Regions from separate parts of the Homo sapiens genome. Here region 2 is linked to region 1. Evidence: read pairs that join two places in POLR2A ChIA-PET (ENCODE). Cell type or tissue: PC-3. All regions are shown on one strand.

Region 1 (4,000 bases):
AGACAAAGGGCCCAGCTGACCCTAGGGCTACTGTGTGCCCTCATTCTGAGGCCTGCGAGTTGCCAGCCCTATCCCTTCAAAGGGGTAGTTAGGTGCGTGTATCTCACACCTGGACGCATCACAATGAGGTGGGAAAGTCAAGCACCTCCACAGCCCTTCCCTCTGGGACCCAGGGGAGTCTTCCCAGCCCCTAGCACTCCCCACTCTCCACCAAGGCCAACCAGCACCTGAGGGCAGGCCCCTCCCTGCCCCCAGCACAACTTCCTGACCAGGGACCACAGGCCTAGGGTCTGTGTCACTGATCAACTGTGAAGGCTGAGACATAGCCACCCCCACCCATTCTGAAAAGGAAAAGCCCTCAGAGCTTCCCAGACTGGCACCTGCTCCTAGGGTGTGAGGAGGGTAGCACAGGGTCTGCCCTCAGAGACCTCAGGCTCAGAGAATCAAGCTTCTCCCTCCCCTCCTGGGACCTACAGGGTCTGAGATCGTCCACCAGGAGGAGGAGAAAGGAGTAGAGACCCCCTTCCTCGCTGCTGTCCTGGGACAGCCGGCACCCCTGGCACCCTCTGCCTCCCCACACTTCCATGGCTTTGCCCTCTTGGCTTTCTGAGCCTCTGCCAAGCTTCTGTGCATTCTTCAAGACCCACCTCAAAAGCCACCTCCAGGAAGCTGTCCTGGGTTCCTGTCCCTCGACCCCCAACAGAATTAACTGCCCTCTCCTCTGCTCCCGCCTCCTGCTCCAGGCCCCTGGGGCTCACAGCTCTCAGGCTGTGGTTTTTCTCACCTTCCTGCAGCACAGCACCTCCCTGCGCAGACCAACCTTATCCAATCAACAAACGGGCACTGAGTCCCTCCCTGAGCAAGCTCCGTGGAGGAAAGGGGCCGCCACGTGGGGGATGTGAGATAGTTTATCCCCTTGGCCTACATGTAGGGGTGGGCTGGATGAGGCACCCCTCTCATTGAAAGTCCTGTGGAGGCTCTGAGGGCACCCACAGTATCTAGAGCTGGGGCCAGAAGCTGGACCTGTTGCCAACCAAGACGCTGTCTCCCTGGCCCTTGCTTCCCTCACTGTGAGAATAGGAGCGGTGCACGCAAAGGCATGCCCTCAGCAGCCCTTTGAGGGGGGTGCTGTGAGGGGATTGGTGGCCAGGGCACAGAAAGGTTAAGTGGCTGGCTGAGGTCACACAGCAAGGCAGGTGCAACTCCAAGAGGTCTCTGCACAGGGCATGTTCTCTGTCTGCCCTCTCTGCTACTCCAGGTGTGGCCTCGGGAGAGGGCTGGTCTCCAACTGCACACTTCCTGGATAGCAGTGATCATGGACACATTTCAGGTTGGGCACTTGCAGTGCCAAGGGGAGGAGGACGCAATGTGAAGGGAAGGTTTCTTGGTCGTGGTCTGGATTGACAAGGAGGGCCAGAGGCAAACAAGGATCATCCAGACGGGACGGTTCACCTCTCCCTAACCTCCACAGCGACCCCAGGGCTGTTGGGCACCAGAGGAGGAAATGCTGACTCACTAATAGGAAGCTGGGACACACCCTCGTGTTGCAACCGTGGCCTCCCGGGGGTGCGTCGGCCTCATCTGGCCACTGGGCTGGCGTCCCCCTCTGCTTTCCATCAGCGCATACTGGATTCCCTCACCTTTTGCCGTCCCCACACTGCGCCACCCTGCACCTGGCACCACTCAGCACCTCCTCCTGGCCCTACCCGTCCGCCATGGAATCCAGCCACTGAGAAAGGCACCATTGAAACAGACATAATCATGGGTCAGAAGATGTGACTCAGCCTCTACTCAAATCTGTTTGTCAAACCAAAAGGTGCTTCGTGTTTAAGTCAAACTATCCCTAATGCATTTTCCATTCTCTTCAAAAACCACAGCCATCAGTTTTAAAAAAAGACAGAAAACATGAAGCACACTTCTCTTGCCTGGCTTACCATTTTCTTTGATCCATTAAAATCCAAGAGTGAGCCCTTCCTCGTCTCTAGAGTGTGGAGCAAAGAGGGAATAATTATCCATAAAGTGGCCTTCTGAGTGTTTGCTTTGCGATGAAAGAAAACTTTTGAGAGCTTGGAATAAAGAAGGAATATGTAAGTCTCTCCAGATCCCATCAATAATAATATTAATCAATTAATGATTTACTTGCGTTTTATATGTCTATTTGCTTTGCTATTCATAAGCATACATCGTTTCCTTAGAAACCCTGACATCAGCCAAACTCCATCTCTCTGGGAGCTAAAAGGCAGCTCTCAAGGAAAGACATACAGCTTCTCTCATTTTTTTTTTCAATGTTTGCAAATGGGAAATGATGAATTGATATATTCTAAGGAGCCATTTTTCTTCTTTCTTTTCCTTCCCATTACCATTGAAATCCGACATTTGAAACACCTACTGTATCAACATCTAATTCCCCACCTCCCTTCCCAACAATGCCTTTAGTCTTAACCAAATAACATTGCTTTCACCATGTGTGTCATTTATGTACATATGTGTATGTGCACACACACATATATATACAGTAAATATATATGCCATCAACCTCTTACTGACAAACAAAAATGTTGATTTATTTTCTTAGCTGACTTTAAAAACTTTAGTAATCTCCTTGCTCATGTACAAGACCATAGTAGAGCAAGGAGATTACTCCTTAATAGGAGCTCACAAAGTGTGGGTTGATGACGATAGAAAGTTCTGGATTTGCCAACTAAAAAGGCCACTTATCCACAATACCTCAAGTGGCAGCAAGTCAAATTTCCTTAGTACAAATACTTACAAGGGAATCGGGCAGACAGACAAATATAGATGGCTAAGAGTAGAGTGAATGGTGATTAAGGCACGCCCAACTCAATAACATTTTCTTTCATCTGCTGCTGCTGTGGAGAATATTCTTTAAAGAGGATTTTGTAAGTTTCCTTTTTGGGGACAGATTATAAAAGAAATTGGGCTGGGCGAGGTGGCTCACACCTGTAACCCCGGCACTTTGGGAGGCTGAGGCCAGCAGATCACCTGAGATCAGCCTGGCCGACATGGAGAAACCCCGTATCTACTAAAAATACAAAAATTAGCTGGGCGTGGTGGCGCGCGCCTGTAATCCCAGCTACTTAGGAGACTGAGGCAGGAGAATCGCTTGAACCCGGGAGGCGGAGGTTGTAGTGAGCCAAGATTGCACCACTGCACTCCAGCCTGGGCGACAGAGTGAGACCCTGTCTCCAAAAAAAAAAAAAAAAAAAAAAAAAAAAAGAAAAAAAAAAGAAAAGAAAAGAAAAGAAATTGAAGGCGAAGGCGTAGGAAGGGAAATCTACTTGCTGAGGAAAAATTAGAATATTTTCCAACAAGCAGAAAACTGGGAGGTCAAACAGGTGTTCCCCCATGTTAATGAACATCTTTTCATTTTTACAGGGGCTCCCTTTCCTGCAGTAGCTACTTTGTTTGGGTCTGAGAAGCACCAGTCATGGTCAAGGTGAAACTTAGTGGCTGGGATGGCTGGAGGAAGGAGCCGTTTGCTTATTCATTCAAGCAAATGAGGGTGTCCTCGGCGGGTAGGACAGCTCTTGGCCTCAGGAAGTCTCTGGTCTAGTGGGATGGAGCTATTCAGGCAGCAATGAGTTGGGGGTCTAGAAAAGAGATGAGAGCACAGAAGAGGGGGTTCATTCATCCTGAAAGGGGTTGGAAAGGCTTCCTCAGGACACAGAAGACAGAGGTGGAGCAGGGCCTTGGCAGGTGCAGAGGTCAGGAGAGAAGACATTGTTCTATGGCAAATTTCTGATTCTAAAACTATCACTTTCCTTCTCATATCAGCAAAATTCACCAGACTCAGAAAACTGCCCTGCCCCGTGACTTCCATCTGCTCCTCTCCTGATAATTGTAAAAGCCAATGAAGATTGTGCTTCTTAACTACACATCAGCCGGCTGATTGTAAGTGTTGGGAATATAATTAGGGGTACACGGCTCTGACCCTCACTCTTCGTAGGTTTAACAAGATTGGACTTACGCAATGGCAAGA
Region 2 (4,000 bases), 280 kb before region 1:
CTGCCCAGCCTGGGGCTCTGGACCTGGGAGAACACATCAGGATGCCCGGGGTGGCAGTAGGTAGCTCCCATGCCTTGAGGCACTTGGCTGCTCCCTCCACCCCCTGACAGCCTCATTGGGGCCTGCACTCCCCTCGGTGCCTTTGAGGCTTCGCCTAGCCCTGTCCTGGTCCTTTTACCCTGACCCCAGTGCTGAGAAAATCTGGATCCAGAGCTGGACATGTCCTTTCTGGATGCTCCCACCCCTGTCTCTGAGGAGCATGAGTGACAGAGGGAGGAACTTGTCCGAGGCCAGAGAGGATGGTCTGCAGCTGGCTCCTGGTGCACCCCCACTGCCCACGGCCTGGCCCCCATTTAGGGTGTGTTCTCTTGGAAGCCCGTAGGAATGTGTTCTTGAGCAGCCGACAAGCCAAGGGCCTGGGCTCAGCCTGGGGCAAGTGGGTCCCTCCTGGGCTCTGGCCCTGTGGTCCAGCCCATGTGCCTCTAACCATGCCTGGACGCTCTGAGTCTCCGGGCCACCGTGAATGCCCCACCCTCAGCCTGGCCCCATCCCCTTACCTTCCCCAAGTCCCAGAACACACCTGAGTCCATAGGCCCGGCAGCCTCTGCAAGGAACCTGGTTAACTTATGTTGTTATATAGCGTCGAAATGTCTATAGTGTCTTTAAATTATTGTGACCTACACTGGGTACCGGAGAGGGGGATGGCTGCGGCCCCCATCCCTCATCCCCCATCCCATCCCATCCCTCATCTCATCCCTCATCCCATCCCCCATCCCATCCCTGACCCCATCCCCCATCCCATCCCTCATCCCTATTCCCCATACCCACCCCCCATCCCATCCCCCATCTCCCGAACCAGGCTCCTCCTGCTTCAACAGACCCTTGGGGCCCCTGATGCCACCGAGACACTCGCACTGTCCCTTGGCTGCCGGGCACCCCACTGAGCCCCTGCCCACCCCAAAGTCTGCCAGCAACAGGCCCTTTGCCTGGGTGAGACGGGGGTCAGGGTGGCCCAGATGGGGGTGATGGCGACCAAGGTGCTGCGTCCCCACCCTTCTGACGGCAGCCTCCCCTGGAGGGGAGTGCTCGGCCCAATAAAAGCTGGAATCGGAAAAGTGAGTGTGTGTGGAATCCCCATGCGATGTACCTGCAGCTGCGGCCCCACCGGTGGGGACACATGCTCTGCCCACCCAGGACGAGCCCCCGAGGCCTTCATGTGCCCCCAGCTGTCTGGCTTCCTCCTGCCCCTCTGTGGGCCGTCCCTCCCATCCTCACACCAGACACCCTTGCCCAGAGCCCACCCCTGAGATCAAGTCATGCCTACCTGCCTCCAGGCACCTTTGGGCTGTCCCCACCCAGCCAGGGGAGCTGGGGCACTGGACACAGACCCTGAGGCCTTGCTGGACAGCACCAGGCTCAGGCTGCGGGGACAGGAGGGCCATGGGCCTGGCACCTGGTTACTGGGGGCTGGGCCAGAGCTGCTGTAAGAAGAAGGGACAGCAGGCCCCACTGGGCCCTGTGCCTCTGCTTCCCTCTGACCAGGGTGGGGTCTGGCTTTCAGGGTCCCTGTAGGTCCATCCAGCTGGGTCTGGTGGATTTTGGCTCCACAGCCCTGGGGACTGCCTTGCTCTCACCAGGCCTGGGAAGGTGGCATGAGGCCCCCAGAAGCTCAACAGCCTGCAGCTGGCCACAGGCTCCGCTGCTCCTCCCCAGAGCCTGGCCATGGCAGGGCCTCCCAGCCTGCATCCTGCGAGAGCCGTGCACACGGCGATGCACAGCACTTCCCCGAGGGCCAGAGGCATGTGGCAGGGCCGGTTTGGCCACTGCCCGCTGTCCCAGCAGCCTGGCATCGGGTGGAACTGCTGATCAAACAGACCCCATCCTTGCTGTGCCCAGCCCGGGCACCCACGGAACTGGCCCCAGACCCAGATCCCAGTGGAGGGGCTTCTCAAGGGGAATGGACCCCTCCAGGGTGTGGAGAGGGGGCGACAGCCAGAAAAGAGTGTTGGATTCACAGTCCCAGCCCTGTTCCTTCCTGATGCATGGGCAGCCTCTGGGGCGACCCTCCTGGATGTACAGCCTCAGTCTCCCCATCTAAGAGCAGAGGGTGGCCCGGAGCCAGGACTTGGTGGTCGGTGGGGCTCATGGGGCTGGCGTGCATGGGGCCTGGGCTGGGCAGTTTGGCAGGAGGCCCTGGTTCCCCGTGAGACAGTAAGTGAATCAGCGGCGGCGGCGGCAGCAGCGGCACGCCGGGGTCCGGCTACTCCCACAGGGCCAGGAATGAGGAAGCCTCTGAGATGCCCGGCCCTGGTGCCCAGACTGTACTGATTTCTTGGCTCTGGTTCAACCCCCACCCAGTCCCCTCGGGCTGCCCTGCACATCCTCCCAGGGGGCCTGCTGGAGGCCTCACCCTTACTGCTGGCCTGGCCCGGGGGCCCACCTGACCCCAGCCTCCGCCCCTAAGGCTCACATTTTGGGAGCATTTCCCCCTGGCCAGCCCCTCGCACCCCCACTCAGTGGCTCACTGCTGCATGGGGTGGTGCCCCCACGTGCTTAGCCCTGGCCACCCCTGCCCTGCAGGTGTTGCCCACACCAGGGGCTTTCCTGCCCTCTGATTGGCCCCAGCGGTTCCCGCACCAGGCGTGCCACCTGGCTGCTCCCAGACATAGGCCATTCCTGTGGGCTTTGCTGCGTAAGGTTTGGGGACCGATGGCTGGAAGGGCCGGAGTTCTGGGAGCCCATCTCTACGCAGGCTCGCTGGCTAATTCCTTTGCAACTTCAGTTCTGCCCTGGGCTGGCCCTGACTTCCGACCCCACTTCCCCTGCGGTGCCTGTGCCCACAGCTGCCGGTGGTGAGGCTGGTGGCCCATCTGGGGGGATGCAACAGCTGACGACCCAGGCAGCCTGGGAGCGAGGAAAGGGTTTTTTCTGCACTCACTCCTCCAGGCCTCTGAGCCCGGGCTTCCCGCTCTGTAGAAGGGACGTAAGGGAACAGAGCCTCTGCCCTGCTGCCACCGGGTCCCCTCCTCCTCTCTTGGGGGATCCACGTCCTTCCCTGACTCACAGCTGAGCTGCAGCCCTGGCTCCCACCCTGCCCTGTCCCACAGGGCTGCCCGCGCCATTCACTTGGCACTGTCTGGTGGCCAGAGCACACAGGGGCCCTGTGGCCCTGGAGGGCAGAGGATGTCTCATTGGTGTACCCTTAGAGTCCTTTCTGACCCACTGAGGTGCCCACAGCCCATCCCCTCCCCGTCCCCCTGCAGAGTGAGCCCCAGCCCTGCCTGTGCTCCCGCTGGCTCTTCCCAGGATGCACCCCACACTCTTCCTTCCCTGACCCCGGCTTGCAACAAGCTGGCTGTAGAGTCTTGCTCTCTCCTCCTCCCCTGCCTCAGCTCCCACCCTTAGGGGCAGCGTCCTGTTTCTGTGACGGCCCCTGTCTCCCAAGCTGGCTGAGGTCCAGCACAGCCCCGTGCTAGGCCTTGGGCCTGTTCCACACGTGTCCACGACCTTTACAACACCCCTTCCCCAAATAGGTCAGTGCTAGTTCCATTTTACAGATGGCAAAACTGAGGCACAGAGAGTAAGGAAACCCGTCCAAGCTCAACAGCCAGTGAAAGGCAGAACCAGGATTTGAATCCAGGCCCTCTGGGGTCTTCCTTCTACCCAACTCATGTGCCTCCTCCCATGAGGGGACACAGAGGCCCAGGGACCTTGTCCAAGGTCACAGAGAGATGAAGGGGAACAGAGTGGCTATGGCTGGTCGCAGAGAGATGACGAGCAACACTGTATCTTCACCAACAGAACAAGAAAGACCCAGTTAAAAAGCAGCAGGCAAGGTCTGAGTTCGATGCGTCTGAGTGAACTTCACAACTCCCAGAACTGGGAGTTAAAGGAGGGGGATCAGGAAGGAGGGGCTGTGGACCACCTTTTCCCCAAGCTGGGCTAGTCTTGCTGGCCCCTTGGGAGGGGCCGTGGTCAGGGGGTAGAGGGGCAGAGGGGC

Evidence for each region. ChIA-PET counts read pairs that join two places held together with the same protein. Peaks named below come from ENCODE experiments on the same cell type or tissue, not always from the same donor. Only the 100,000 strongest peaks of a DNase experiment are listed, where the experiment ranks them.
Region 2: POLR2A ChIA-PET joins it to region 1 with 5 read pairs; 2 of 35 experiments call an interaction of 5 or more read pairs at or near these places.

Annotation. Positions count from the first base shown.
Region 1 is chr22:45,636,728-45,640,727 of GRCh38, reverse strand. The region is part of intron 1 of LOC105373069 (a long non-coding RNA gene); the gene reads right to left. LOC105373067 (a long non-coding RNA gene) reads left to right here and starts at 299. Exons shown (of 3, transcript XR_938308.3): 1 at 299-2,087; 2 at 3,397-3,457; 3 at 3,796-4,000. RefSeq lists enhancers at 570-1,341, 1,385-1,679, 968-2,167. In PC-3, no CTCF peak of the experiment used is centred here; a DNase peak (open chromatin) is centred at 1,607; H3K4me3 peaks cover 765 bases; H3K27ac peaks cover 2,386 bases.
Region 2 is chr22:45,917,481-45,921,480 of GRCh38, reverse strand. It overlaps WNT7B (Wnt family member 7B), which reads left to right. Exons shown (of 4, transcript NM_058238.3): 4 at 1-1,115. Among named protein-coding and RNA genes, the nearest start is that of WNT7B, 58 kb to the left of the region's middle. In PC-3, no CTCF peak of the experiment used is centred here; DNase peaks (open chromatin) are centred at 1,800 and 2,240; H3K4me3 peaks cover 342 bases; H3K27ac peaks cover 1,817 bases.